2 separate regions of the Mus musculus genome follow, and region 2 is linked to region 1. A link is a loop called in an ENCODE intact Hi-C map of the cell type or tissue named here. Cell type or tissue: left cerebral cortex. All regions are shown on one strand.

Region 1 (8,000 bases):
AAATAAAAATGTAAATGTCATTAAGATTATTTTCTGCAAAGTAGAAATCCATAAGCCAGTGAAATGTTTTGATGAAAGTGAAGTGAATGTGGGGGGAATCATGGGATAAGAAGGACTTTCTTTAAGGAGCAGATTTGCAGGTGGGTAACTAAAGGAACCTTTGTTAAAGGTCATGAATTAAATCAGCTTCTTTGATGCATTTTCTATTGACTTGACAACAACAGTGTAAACTGTAAGCAATGTGTTTTCCTCCACTGAACCCTCACATGCTAGTGTATGTTATACAATGTCCTTGCCTCATTGCGGTGGTCTTATACAGTATCCTCACCTCACTATGGTGGTGGTGGTTAAGGATATGTGCTTTTCATGAAAGCCAAGTTGGAATGTGAATTCTGCAGAACTGGTAAACTAAAGTTAAATCATTAATATTTTGAGGATCACTTTAAATTCAGCGTAGCCCAGGGCACCTGAGTGAAATATGAGCAAAGTAATAAAACTAACAATTATCTAACCACAAAATAATAGAAATGAAGCTATGTCCTGGAAGGGACAGAGGACACACTGGGAGTAATAAAACATGCGTCCATCCTAGTCTTGAGGTTTGTGAATCAGTGACACACTGTCTATATATTCTGTGTCTTTTAACAACTTAAATATAAATTTTTATAACATATGTATATAGAACAAGTTAAGAAATTTCAGTGTAAAGACATAAAATGAATATTTATGAAATCTACACCAATCATTGTGTTAAGCATATATATATGTTATGCATATTTATATATACATACCTTACCATTCTTCTCAAAAGAAGCATAAAAATTCTAAGCTCTTACAACATATACACTTTGTAAATATGTTTTTTCTGCTTTTTAGATTGCCTTTTTAGTCTGATGATAGCTTCATTTGCTGTGCAAATATTTTAGTTTCATAGAGTTCAATTTATTTATAGTAATTTTTACTGCTTATAATTTTGATGCCACAGACAAGGAATTCTTTACAAGATAAAAATCCTGAACCTCTTCTATGTTTTCTTGTATTTGTTTTCTGGCCTCAGGAATTCTATTTACGCTTCTGATAAGATTTGGTGTTTTTTGTTGTGCTGGAAATAAAATTAAAGTTCAGCATAGTCTCTTTGGATTACGGTACCGATTTCCCTAGTTGTAGTGGCTGGAGCAGCATCCCATCCCAACAGTTTTTGGTTCCAAAACCATTGTCTAGGTTTAGTTCTGTACCAACTCTTCTGTTCTCCACATGTTGCTGTAATGGTAGCCATTTAAATAAACATTTTGATACCAAGGAGCATAATGTTGTTGACTCTGTTATTTAATTATGCTGTTTTGGCTATGCAGAATCATTACTGGTTCTACAAAGATTTTTGAATTGTTCTTTTTCTTTCCATATAAAATTCCAGAGAGATTTTGACATGAATTAAATGATATTTGTAAATAACTTTGAATAGATGAACATTACAATAAGATTAGTCTTCATAAGTGATATAAAATTGAATATGTTTTTAAATGATTTCATGAATATTCTATATTTTTCTCTATGTTCTTTTATTAAACTTTTATTTATTTACACTCAGATTTTATTCCCCTCCTGGTCTACCTTCCAACTGTTCCACATCCCAATCGTCCTCCCTACCCTCCCCACCCCGTTTCTACAAGGATGTCCCCACCATGCACGCCCTCATGCACCACCCCACCAGACCTCTAACCTCCCTGGGCTCCCAGTATCTTGAGGGTTAGATGCATCTTCACTGACTGAACATAGACCTGGCCTCTGCTGTATATGTGTTCGGGGCACATATCAGCTGGTGTATGTTGCCCTCCCCTTCAGCTTCTTCCAGCTTTCCCCTAATTCAACCACAGGGGCCAGCAGCTTTTGTACATTGGTTGGGTGCAAATATCTGCATCTGACCTGAAATTTACTTCTAAATACTTATTTGGTTTTGTATATGAAAACACATATCATTGTTTTCATAGTAAGATTTTCATCTTAACAATATCTTACCTGTTAAGTTGGTGTGTATGTGCATATGTATGTGTGTATATGTTTGTGTGTGTTAAGAGTGCATACATGTAGGTTTTTGTGTTTAGATTGAGTGGGTATATATGTATATAGACTATACATATACACATATATATATATATATATATATATATATATATATACATAGTGTTTAGGGTTTCCACATTTAAATGATGGCCTTCATATATTTCATCCTTATATTTCTTAAAATTTCAAATGAATATTTAAGAACAAAATGTTAACAGAATTAATTGTTAAGAGCACATTAATATTATACTTAATATATTTTAGTATATCACTTCCATATTTACATAGAAATGTACAGATATATCTTATGTATTTATAACTATAGCTGTATTCATTGCTACAAAGGTATACACATTTATTTAACATTCTTCTCTAACCTGTAATGGTAGGAGAGTTCACTGTTAAAAAAATTAAAAGATTAAAGGGAAGGCTTTTAATTTTCAATTTGGAACATTCAATTGCTAAAAATATTCTTCACATTGAATTCCTAATGAATGCATTTCTCCTTTTGTGTACATACAAACAGGACTTAAAATACATGTTTAATAGTGACATAAAGATTTGCTAGGATGAACAGGTTGAATCGACAATACAACAAATGCATTCCTCGTTGGTTCTAAATTAGAGACTTTTAGAGATAACTTGTAAGTTCATTATATTAACTTGTGTGTGTTTCTGTATGTGTGTGTGTGTATGTGTCTGTGTGTCTTTGTGTGTCTGTGTCTGTGTCTGTGTGTGTGTTAATTCTACAACTACTTTGGATTAGACTGAAAATTCATATAGGCACTTGAATTCGGTAACTTCAAATTGATATCTTTCCCTCTATCCCAATAAATAATATATTCTGGAAAATAATTTAAAAGTTTTTACTGGTTACTTGATGATTTATTCAGTTTGGGTATTGATACAAAGAAAAATATGAATTGTATAAACTCTGACAAAGGCTCAATATCTTTCAAACACTAGACTTATAAATGATTTGAAGAATATGGCATACTTTTTTACATGTGGTCACACAGATTGGTGAAGTCATTTATATTTACTAATTAGATCCAAAGGAGAAAAAATTATGATAGATAATTTAAGTACCACTTATATGACAATCATCCATTTGTAATTTGTGTATAAAACAGAGGTTTCATGTGTAAAATATAAATGAGCAACTCAGAAGGAAATGTGTTAAGGTTATTAATGTTAAATTTTCTTTTGAGATGACTTAGTACTATTTTCCATAAAAATCATGGAAAATAAATGTATAAAGCAATTTTATAATTATATGAACAAAACACATTTCAAACTAATAAAACAACTATGCTTGGCTGCTACATAACGATAAGTGGCTGAAGATTGCACCTTGCTAACGTATTGTATTTGGCAGTAGGGGGTATCCGTGGTTAAGAGGAAAATACATAATAAAAAAAAAAAAAAAGAAGAAGAAACCTGAGCTCTCATCCCTTTTATTCAACTAAGTCTTCCTTACTGCTTGCTTCCATCTTTGTGATACTACAAATTCAACAGTGTTCCCACATTTTAAAAAGAGGAACTTGAAAGGAATTTCACATGGTGAAAACAGTTAGATAAATCTTGAGAACAAAATGGCAATATAAAAATATCCTCTCACAGTTTTGGCAGTATACAGCAAATCTAGGTCATTCTTTTCAGTGGAAGAAGTTATTAGAGAAACTCCGATCTCATTTTCTTCAAAACTCATGTCCACAAACTAAATGATCTATGAATTCCCTTTGGGAAATGTACCATGCCCTACATGTCAAATTAAACATATATGCACTGTTCTGAGGAGAACAAATATATTATATTATAACTTTTAATATTATAAATATATAATAGGACATTCAATTAAGGGCTATAGACAGCTTTTGTAATGAATTCAGCCACTATCATTGTAAATATCTTCATGTTACTAAGTCTTATGTGCTGTATAATTGCAGTTTTGATTTTCAACTTACATATTATTAGAGAGGGGCATGTTATTAGTGGTATGGGAATGGGTGAATGTTCACATGCCAACAGTCATAATGTTCTGAGGTCAGGGACAAAGTAGGCATTCACAGATGAAGATAGTACATGACTTTATCTGGCTAAAGATGGAGTCTATATAACTTACTCTTACATCACCTCTTCTCATTGAAACCCTGAGTGCAGGGGAATCAGAGAAAATAGTTACATTATGGTATGCAAACATTAAGAGAATCCTGAAGCAGCCATCCTTTGCACACCAATGGCATGGCCAACTCCTCTAAAGTAGGATGTACAATTTTGAGCACAATGTCCTCAGCTTTGTGTTCTGGATATCCAGAGGCTTCCTGTTTGTTTGAGCTCATATCTGATAATTCACAATGTATATGAAGCTTGTGAGAAGTTCTATATTGAATGCTAGAAAATCTGCTTGCCATTTTAAAAATATCCCACACCATCTGGTATAATTTGAAAATACTTGAACTTTCTGGGGAAGAATAAATTCTTATTACTTACCTATGTCAGAATGCTTGAAATCTGTGCTGTCTAAAGGTAACAGCAAGACAGGTAATTTCAAATCTTACAAGAAATATTTTAGGGAAAGAAACCTTTTCTTTATAAATTGTTAACATTTTAATAGTGTATATCCACTAGGCTTCATATGGCATGTTTTTGTGATTTTTTTTAATTAATCTCTTTTTTACATTCCATATTTTATTACCCCCAATCCACCATCTGAGTGTGACATATCCCATATCTCCTCCCCACCCCTTGTCTCCATGTGGATGTCCCCACCACTCACCCCATCTGACCTCTATACTCCTTGGGGCCTCCAGTCTCTTGAGGGTTAGGTGCATCATCTCTGAATGAACACAGACCCAGAAGTCTTCTATGTATATGTGTAGGGGGCCTCATATCAGCTGGTGGGTACTGTCTGTTTGGTGGTCCCCCAAGATCTGACATATAGCATTGTAAAGCATAACTTGTCTCTGCTGACCCTTCTGGACCCTTCTCTGTAACCTCCTTGCTCACTTATATTCTTCAATCTGCAAAAATCCTTTTGAGTCTCATGTCACATGAGTTACAATCTCCCTACCTCAAAATATTAATTTATCTCTGGTAGTATCCTTCTAGTTTGATGTTATATAAAAACATACACACACTGACATATAAATGACAAAACTTATCAGGCTGTGTTATCTCACAAAGGGTATATGATACTTTCAACTTACATAATTTTGATACAATTTTCATTTTTTTCATTTCTTACCAGTGAGTAAAAACCCATTGCATATATGTAGCACTTTTTGATTATCCATTTATCTACTTATAGATATCAAGGCTGATTGCAATTTCTTACAATTGAGAATAGAATACCAATAAACAAGGATGTGAAAGTATCTCTCACAGGATACAGGTGCCTTGGAATTATGAGCAGAAAGAGTATAAGGGTATCAGATAGGGTTTTTATTCTTAGTTTTCTGAGGAACTCCACAGTGATTTCCTTAGTGGCTTCCCCCGTTGCACTCACATCAGCATTGAGCAATGGCTTCTCTTTTCCACATTCGTGCCATCCTTTATTATAACTTGTTTTTATTTAACAACCTAAAAGTATTAACTATGACTTGCTGAGAAGAGCAAACTCAATTTGAAAAATCAACAAATATTTTTAATCTTATATGCAATATTACATATCTAGTAAATTACACGCTTCATAAAATTTTGCTTCTGTATTACAACTTTCCTCTTTGATTATTTTAAGCACAGTCAAAATAAACAAAGTTGTTAAAATATTTAACAACATGTAAATATAAATATAAGTTAAATATAAATACAAATATAAATCAATTTCTTGTACAAATAGACTAGCCTTTGTCTATAAAAAGCATTTCTCCAAAGGTGCTAGGTGTTCAAATTTTATTTTCATTAATGTTCTGGGAGGAACCCCATAAATAAGGATAGAATGTAAAATACCACTTAGAATCAATTTTTTGTTCTGATTAAACACCCCTCTTACAGCCAAACACCTGCTTTGTGGTTGGTGCATGTATAATTAATGTACACTAATGAATATGTTTCATCACATTCTAACCACAGCTGAAAAGTCAAATCAGAGTAGTGGCCTTGCAAATGATAGTAGTTGGGAAGCATGTAGAGATTTATAAAAGTTTATCTTCCAGAATTTTAGACAGAAAGACAGAATACAAGGATTGACAAGCTCATGTATAGAAGCAAGTAAGAATTTTTATGATTTACTGGTGACCAGGACTTCATCTGAGATTCATTTTATCAGTACTCACATTGCCTTTCTGAGTTCTTCAGCAAGCATGCATATTTCTTGCTTGCCTTGGCAGAATAGATATCAACCACAAATCAGCTATCCCCAGTAATATGTCTGCTTCTAGCTCAGCTTGTCTACTTCTCTTTCCTCTTGTCATTTGTATTTCCCCTTTGTAAATTCTTTGTAATTAGGTATGAACGTGTTTATTCTTCTGAGTCGAGACAAGCATTAGCACTTTAATGTGGGATATTTCTTAGACCTGTAAGAACATCTTGTCAAGGTCTCAACATTCACCAAATACTTTTAAATACAATAGATCCAAAAGAAGTAAAAAATGAGTAATTTGATTTAACATATTTACTTATATACATATACTAATGACAAACAAAATTTAAGCATGATGTTAGCAATTTTGACTCTACTAGTTGATGGACAAATGTCCCTACAGGCTAGGGCTGTTTGAACTCTTGGCTGTTCAACTGGCTAGGTTTGAAAAGTTTGTAGAAACTTTAGCAACCAGCAACCAGAACTTCCTTAGAGGAAGAAGGTTGCTGAAGTTGTGTCTTAAGAGTTATGTGTAATTTCCATTTTTTCTCTACTTATTGACTGCTCATGGCATCTAATCAGCCACTTCAGGTCAACTGACATGGACTGTATATCCTACACTGTGAATCTAAGTAAAGCTCCCCTTGCTTAAATTGTTCACTTGGGCATTCTGTGAATCAATGAGGAAAGTAATTCTTATACCTTGGAGCCAATAAGTTCTGGAGTTAACTAATGAATTTTATATGTGCACTTTCAGCACATTTAGTCTTTCATGAAATAATTCTATAGGCTGGGGGATTAAAGAATATTTTCTCTCCATTCTAGGGGAACAAGTTTTGCTTGAATGTGTCAGTATGGGCACAAAAATATAAGGGGTGACTGTGGCTTATAGAAAGGCTCCGTCTTGGAGTCTAGAAAGACTATTCTCCTACCTCTCCCTCATCCTCCCATCCACCATGTCTGACCCCATCTCTCAAAATTAAGCCACATATGCCTTTGCCATAAGAGTTTGAGTGGAAGAGAATATAACCTACAGATTCAGCTCGTCCAGACAAACCCATTTTCAGTTTCTTTGTGATGAGAACAAAATTTAGATAAGTAGAGTGATGCTTGTAGAATAGTGGCACACATTTTCATTACAAAATACATAAGCTACTTTTGAAATCTTATCTACCGTATGTTGAGTTTTACATTGTATTCTTCACTGAGTGAAAAGGATAAACATATTCATACATGATTACAAGGAATGGAGAAGGGGGAATACAAATGACAAGAGGAAACAGCAGGATAATTGCTGAGCCAGGAATGGACATGTTACTTGGGATAGATGATTTATCGTTTAATTCAATATATCTACATTGAAAGTTTTATATAAATAATAACAAATAAAGAATATATAAAAATGAATAAAGAACAACAGTTCTAAACCTTAGCTTTATGGATGGAGAGAGATAGAGTGGGTGGAGGAGGAAAGGAAGGAGGGAGAGAGAGAGAGAGAGAGAGAGAGAGAGAGAGAGAGAGCACACCATGTGAGCACTTTACAGTAGAATTGAAATGGTATATTCTCAGTGCAGGAGGGTAGATTAAAACCTAGATTAAATATTTTAAGTCCTGTCTTACTGTCAAATACATTAGT
Region 2 (8,000 bases), 450 kb before region 1:
AAGACACAGGGCAATACCCTCACGGGATCGCTAGAGCAGAGGCAGCAAAATGCTTAGACTTCCTAGTGCTTTTCACAGAGATTCAAACACCAGCAAATAAGGCCCTGTGGGCACATAAAAGATAAGTGCAAATTTAACCCCCTTTTCACCTGTGCACCTGGCACCGGGTCATTTTACTGATATAATTCAAGCTAGTCCCACTACCAAACACTTCTGAGGGATCAGCATGAAGAGACAAGGTTAGATCTTCAAGGTTGATTAACCTATTAAATGCTATCTATTCAAGCATCTTAGATTGCCAGATATATTAAAGAAAGCTTTTTATAGAACAGCACAGGATGCCTTCCTGCTCAATCATGGGTATATATATTAACTTTGCACCGATGTTGATATCATTACCATAGGCTCAGGCAATAAGTAGCGGTCAGAAATATTAGCAGGACCACTAGTATGTTAATACTCATGAAGGAACTTAATGGAGAAGATTCTATTTGTGAACAATCAAATAGAGAAAATAGAGATTCCCAGATGAGAGAAAAAGGAACAGCAGGAAGCCTGAGTGTGTGTCTTGCACAGAATCTGAGTGTGCACAAACTTCTCTGTAGGTGTGCTAAACTCAGAAACATGGCAAGAGCAAGCTACCTCCATGCATACAACCTTACACCGTATAATGTGATGCTACATTCTTATCCAGAACTGTAAAAGCTCAGTGACATGTTCTAGCAAACATAAATTAAGTTTGTAAGACATCATCGCTTTGCTTAATATGGACATTATTCAAGATTGTTCTGGAGCCCCACTTGATATCTTTCCTCTCAAAAAATAGGTAAATGGGAGTTTGGGAGCAATTCAGGAAGGGAAAATAAAGTTCTGGAAATATATTGTATAAAAGCAATGAATAAAGAATCAATGAACTAGAAAGAGAGCAACAAAGGATGTATGGAGGGTTTGGAGGGAGGAGAGGGAAGAGAGAAACAGTGAAATTATACATAGTCTCTCAAATACAAAAGGAAAAACAAAACTCCCTCTACATTAACAGACAAGACTAATGCAATGTGAGCAAAAATGATTGTATTAAAATACTTCAAACTTTGAAACAAAACTGCCGGGATCTTGCCCAGACTGGAATGGGCTTGAACTGGGACATAATGTTGGAATTTGCTTTAAAGACTGATGGTCCATGGCCTTCTATCTCTCTCACTATACTGAGCACTTGCTGATACCATTTAAAACATTCTAAAAACTGTCTTACTTATTCTATGGTTAAAAAAACACTAGCTTCTTTTCTCTTTAACTCTGTGCTTTATTAAATATTATAAATCTCTGCTTTATTTCACTCTTTTTGCTTAAATAAGAGCTAGGGAAATTTAACTCTTTCTTACTATTCTGTGCTTCATTAAGCACTAAAATCTTAACTCTTTATTACTTGCTTAAATAAACGCTAATATCTGGTAATGAATGCATACTGCTGAGAAGCAGGGAACTAAGAGAAAAGAGTTAATACTGCTGCTCCTTTTCGGTTTTGGTGAATAAGCCAGAAGCTGCTCTGGACAAGCTGCTTAACTCTTCAGGAACCAGAGAGGAAGGAAAGGAGAAGCATTAAGATTCCACATACACGCAAATATGCACAGACATATACACATATTGAAATATTCATACACACACACTCTGACCAGGTCCAGCCATCTGTCACAATCAATTCAACAAGTATTCATGCATGGTTACATACATATACATACACACATATGTATATATATACATACATACACTCTACACACAAACATGTAGAGAAACAGATATATGCATTTGGATGGATGGATGGATGGATGGATGGATGGGGCAAAGCTCCCCAAGCCAACCATTCAACAAACAACTATATTTCTTTTTTCTGGTCTTTTATACATTTTTAGACAAAAAGTTCAGCTGAGTACAATTCCACATACACATGTACTAACATTTTTTGTTTTCCATTCATGTGTTGATGTACACCTACCTGATTCCACATACCCAGAAGAACAGACATTTTGATCCTAGTTCTCTGAGGGACTTAGGTTCCAAATTACTTCACACAACCAGCAACTTCCAAGTAAAATCAGTATGAGGAACCCACACACAATCATTCTGTTTTCAAAGTGTTCCTGCATAACTGAAATTAAATTTCTAAGACATGAGATTTGCGATTCATAATGTCTTATGTTATCACACAATAAAAATGTGATGGTGTGATTTATTTGGATAGCCACAAATGGTAAGGAGACCAGATAAGATGGAATGAGGGCCTTCGGGAGGAATCTTAAGTAAGATTGGAGACACCACTGAAGAACCATCTTTCTTCATTCTGGTCTGATCCACATGCATGCATTGGCAATAAATAGCTGCATTTTGATCACAAGAAAGGGCAGTGGTGATTTCCATTATATTTTCTGTTTCGATTACTTGTTATATTTTATAATTTGTGAAACAGAAACAAAGTATCCGATCCTTTTCTTTCTTTTTCTTTTCCTTTTACAAACACTGATGTCTCTTCAGAGAACACTTAAGATGAAAGTGAGATAGTTAGCCCCAGAAATGAAGGGAAAGTTAGTAGAAGTATACCTTTTGACCATTAAGACAGCCCTAACAGAGCAGAATTGTGTGTGCTAGAACAAAAAAATATATATCTAAGAAAGTCTTCATAACATGATATGTAATGTTTGAGTAATAAGGAGGATATATAGTGAAATATTTATATATAAATAAATAATAAAAATTAGAATATAGAAATCATATTATGAAAATTTCCTCAAACTAAATAATTTAATAAGTAATTAAGTAAGTAATATGAAATTACTGCTTAAATTGTTTATATTGAATCTAGAGCATAACTGAGGATACCTTAATCCCACTTGGGAGGGAAAAGAAAACAATGACAGGGGGCAGAGGGAGGGACTTGTGTAGGAGACAGGACAGGGAGGGGAAAATAGGAACATGATCAGGTGTTGTGGAGGGAGACAGTACTAAAGCCTTGAGGGCAGCAGAAAGAATGGAAACAGGGAACTACCAGAGGTAGGAGGTGGGGGGACCCTATACAATGTAGAAGAGACCTGGGAGGTGAAAGACTCTCAGTACTCGAAGGAAGGGACCTTGGATGAAATGCCCTACACTGGGGAAAGGTAACTGATAGAGTCTGCCACCGGTAGAAAGATATGGCATCAAGTGGAGGGATGGTATTGCCATCACACAGTTAAAAACTCTGATACAGATTGTTCCTGTCTAAAAGAACAGGGACAAAAATGGAGAAGAGCTTGAGGGAAAGGAAGTCCGATGAGTGGCCCAAACTGGGATCCATCACAATGGGAGGCACCAAAGCCTGGCAATATTACTGATGCTATTTTGTGGTTACAAACAGGATCCTAGCGTGGCTGCCCTCTGAGAGGCCCAACAAGTAGCTGAAAAAGTCAGATGCAGATACTTACAGCCAACCAATGGAGAGAAGCTTTTGACCCCTGTGGTTGAAATAGGGGAAAGCTGGAAGAAACTGAGGAGGAGGGTGACCCCATAGGAAGACCAGCAGTCTCAACTAACCTGTACCCCTGAGAGCTCTCAGACACGGAGGCGCCAACCAGACAGCATATACTAGCTGATATGAGGCTCCCAAACCATATACAGTAGAGGACTGTCTGTGAGAGAAGAGGCACCTAATCCTAGAAAGACACGAGTCCCAGGGAGGGGGGAGGTTTGGTGTGTGTGGGGTAGGAACATCCTGTTAGATAGAGACAGTGGTAGAGGTATGGAATGAGGAACAGTAAGAGGCTTGACAAGGATAATGACTGGACTGAAAAAAATTGAATAATAGTGTTATGAAGATAAGATTAAACAGTTGTGCTGACTCAAAGAAAAAGAATAAGACATCTAACATTTAAATATTAGTGGATAGTCATAAAGTGAATTTATATACATAGTCTTAGAAAAGTCAGCTGGCATTCACAAAATATAGTCATAGTATTATCTCAGCTTTTCTGTGTGATAACTAACAGAGAAAATAAGTGCCTGCTGGGGATTAGAATCAGCGTAATGTTAAAAGCAACAATACAGATGCACAGGATGCCCATCTCAGGACATCCTTCAGTTCTTGGCTGAAGTATTTTTTCACTAATAATTTTTAAAATGACTTCTTAGAAGCTTGGAAAATGGGCAAATACAATTGATAAGTGGCTTGGTTAATTACTATTAAATTTATTAATGGAATGAGATTGCCAAAATTACCACTTAAATATGTGACTTATTTAATGTAATTTCTAGATTACCTTAGACAACACAGAACATATCCAACAGTTGCTGCAAACCAGTGGCCAATAGTCTGTGCTGTTGTTCAAGAAATGCTCATGTACTGTACATTATTTCTAAAAGAAACTTATTTCATTTACTGGGTTAAGAATTACAAGTGCATTATATATTTTGTTTATGTTTCTATTTTATGAGGTTTGCTAAGTGAGATTGAGGAAATGTGACTCTGCCAATTGTACCTTTTTCTTTCTAAGTGCAAGAAAACAGCATTTCAGTACTAGTGAATAGATCCTTCCCACAATATGATATTTTGTTGCCAAATAACCTAAATTGTGAATGTTGCATAAAAGTCCTTAGTAGCTGGATTGTTTGCTAATCCTTAGATAACAAGTTTACACTTGGCACTAATGAGCCGGATGCTAAAGCCCATATTTATGATGTTTATGCTTTTATTTAATGTAATAGATTCTCAGTCTTTTGCATTAGAATTTTTGTTTTTAAGTTTTCTGTTATAATGAATTATATTTTAATATTTTAGACTTCTTTTTGTTAGTTTTTAGTCTCTCTATCTAGCTCAGGCTGACGTTAAAATCACCTTTTTTCATCAAAGTTTGATTCCTTCTGTCTCCAGTTCCTCCCCAGTCCTGGACATGTAGGCACATGCTGCATGTCTGCTTGCATGTGCCTACATGTCCCCTTGCAATTTAAGTTATTACAGTAGTCAAGTTTGTTAGATTTCAACAAGGAACATAAGAAAATGTTGTTACAGCTCCAGCATCAAAAAAAAAAAAAATAGGATTTGGAAAATATGCAAAGTTTCTGATTATTTTAAAATGACTTTATTAATTGCATGAATCTGAAGATTAAAATGGAGACCTGTAAGTGTGAAGCAAAAATTCCTCAGAATGCTTTTTTGTTTTTTCTCAGAAATATGTTTAATAGTGTGCCCCTTACTTATTTTCAATTGTGTAAGAGAAAAAATAAATGTAATCAAATATGCACCATTTATCAGAAATGATATTGTGGCAATTGCATTTAGGGAGCAGCCCGTACTCCCTGCTCAATTAGGAAGACCATCAAGAAGATGATGTTATTCTGGGTAGTGCTTATGCTGAAGGCAAGTTAAGTCTTCTTTATTTTAAATGGATATCCTAGAAAACATGTAAATCTTAAGATCCCACTTCACCTACCATATAGCCTTTTTTTTTTAACACATCCCAGCAACAACTGTAGATATCTAAACTATAATATAGACAGAAAACAAAATTTATAATTTAATTTTAAGTGCCATGGGATACTATTGTCCCTAGATATGTTACTACTCAAATACCCTTTGCTCTGCTTATTATAAAAATGTTCCTTATGAACTAGCACGAATAAAGGCTGAGTATTTGTTGACTATAAACTAAAAATTGAGTGTGGCTAGCTAAGGAAGCAATTACAGTGTCTGCAGATGAGAACAAAATGGAGGGACACCCCTGTGTAAGTCACTGTGCTGTAAGTACAGAGGATTGCATTGGGGAACTTAGTTACATTCCCACATCATTAACCTGTTTATTTGGTTCTGAGAGCCAGATATAACATCTGAGTGCCCACAGGCAATTCTGTTCTCTTTACTTAACCACAGCCCACCACCTTCACCAGATTCCTCCTGAGCTCGTAATTATTAAAAGCAAGGTCACATGAACTAAGACAGTGGCAATGTCTAGCACGGAAATGTTATCTCTTTACCACCACCCCATATCCTAATAACTGCATGCTTTCTCAGCAGAACTGCCAACCTATCTTCATTTCGGATGGTTCCCATCACAGTCAGGTAGAGTTCCCAGTTTCCAAGTGAAGCATTAGCTGCCTGCAAGCTGTGTATTATCTCTACACTTAAATCTCGCCTTCTATTCGTTGATACAAAGAACATAAAAGCTTTCCTGTGAGGGAGACCATTGACATATATATTTTTTTCGACTGTATTTTCTACTAAGTTGCTGTGTTCTGGCTTTTGACCTTTGTTTTACATTCCTTTTAGCCTCAGCCCTCTTGTTCTTTGAGCTGTTTATTTTGAATTTCTGGTCTTTCTTCTTATGCTCTTACAATTTTCATGCTCCTAGCCAAAAAGAACTCTTGATCCTGCAGTCTCTGACAGGTCGAGTCAGTGTTCTGCTCCTTGCTAGTTAGCAACATTAGATATAAAGATGTTTCGGCTATCTTCTCATGCCACCTTGACCTGTGGGTCCAGCCTTCTCTTTAGGCAAGATGCACTTGGTCCACCTTTATTCTTGCTTGTCTCTTCATTGATTCTGCTTTGTTTCCATTTTAATTTCATAGGTCAAGTCTAGTATTGGTTCCCAACTGATATGCATCATCTTCTTCATTAATCCTCACCATTAAATATCACTGAAAGCATGTGGAAAAAATTTTCAATAGGAGGGCAGGAATTAGACCATCAAAATTTATATTGGCAAGGAAGGAGTTTCTGAAAATCTTCATTTCATGTATGCAACTCTCTTATACCTCAGATCTTTGTACTTAGGGGCAAAAGAGCCTACATTAATTGTCACATCTCCTGCAAGTAAGTTCTGTTTCCAAGAGTTCCTTTCACTTAAAGGCCAACAGATTACATTAAAGGAAACCTCTTCAACCTGATTTTTAATGGGAATCAATATAAGTAAAGAACAACAAAGAACCAGCAATTTGATGGAGAGATGATCAGCTGGGATAGTTTTGAGTGATCACAGAGATGTTCCATGAGTTTAAAGGGCAGCTGTGGGCTCTGACCATGGACAGCATACGCAAGAACAAGTCTGAGAACAAGTTTGAAGAACATATAAAAGTAGCATGGTAGACATAAGAAAAGTAAAGATCTGTAGAGAAAGTGGTGATGTCATTGGCAAGCACAGAGTCACATCACACTACTCCCCCAGGTGTGTGGGGAGCACCATGGAACAGAGGCCTGGGAGGCCTCTGTGCAATCACCTAGTATGGCCTCCTCCTTTTTCCTGGGTTTTAAGAATACATCATGTTTTTCCTGCCTCCTGTACCCCATACTTAGAAAGTTTGGCTCTGCATGTTCAACACTTTCAGAAATAGTTGCTGCCTTAGAACAGTCTGAACTGGATTAAAAGAAGACTGCTTCCCTGGGGGAAGAGGAATGACAAAAGCAAAGTTGCTGCCCTACATGGGAGCTCAGCGCATGCTTCGCATCTGCTCTGCTTTCCACATTTAGTCGGGCTCTTCCCTTTTGTAATATGCCAGATGACGTAATGCTGCAGAAACTTCAGGGTCAATGCTAACATTTTTATAAGAAAAACATTTTAAAGTGAAGAACTAGCAACTTTACAGTGTTCTGGGGCCACTCTGTGTTTTCACAGTAAGTCTGTAGCTCTAGAGAGATCCCCAAGATACTATTAATAAGGTGGGGAGAACCTACATCATGTACGGTAGATTTTATATAAAGTCTCTTTATCCCTCCCCCCCTCTCTCTCCCCTCTGGTGTGTGTGTGTGTGTGTGTGTGTGTGTGTGTGTGTGTGTGTGTGTGTGTGTATGTGTGAATATGTCTAGTATTGCTACTTGTAAACACTCTAGCAACAACTTCATACTTTAGGGCGGGGGCTTTTACAGCAAGCCTGTGTATTTACTTAAAGTGGCACAATATTTACACTTAAGGATCCCTCTGGAGTGAAGCAGTTAGTCACGCTTCATCTGCTTGTGCATGACTTTTCTCAAAGGCAGTCCTTTC

Evidence for each region. Hi-C counts contacts between places; a loop is a spot of excess contacts. Peaks named below come from ENCODE experiments on the same cell type or tissue, not always from the same donor. Only the 100,000 strongest peaks of a DNase experiment are listed, where the experiment ranks them.
Region 2: a loop joins it to region 1, with 5 times the contacts of the local background. A loop is called at or near these places in 2 of 42 quality-filtered maps.

Annotation. Positions count from the first base shown.
Region 1 is chr4:78,093,354-78,101,353 of GRCm38, forward strand. All of the region lies in intron 1 of Ptprd (protein tyrosine phosphatase, receptor type, D), which reads right to left. Among named protein-coding and RNA genes, the nearest start is that of B230208B08Rik, 110 kb to the right of the region's middle. In left cerebral cortex, no CTCF peak of the experiment used is centred here; a DNase peak (open chromatin) is centred at 4,383; H3K27ac peaks cover 1,140 bases.
Region 2 is chr4:77,640,297-77,648,296 of GRCm38, forward strand. All of the region lies in intron 2 of Ptprd (protein tyrosine phosphatase, receptor type, D), which reads right to left. Among named protein-coding and RNA genes, the nearest start is that of Gm38646, 330 kb to the left of the region's middle. In left cerebral cortex, a CTCF peak has its summit at 4,338; DNase peaks (open chromatin) are centred at 4,347, 7,361 and 7,941; H3K27ac peaks cover 5,544 bases.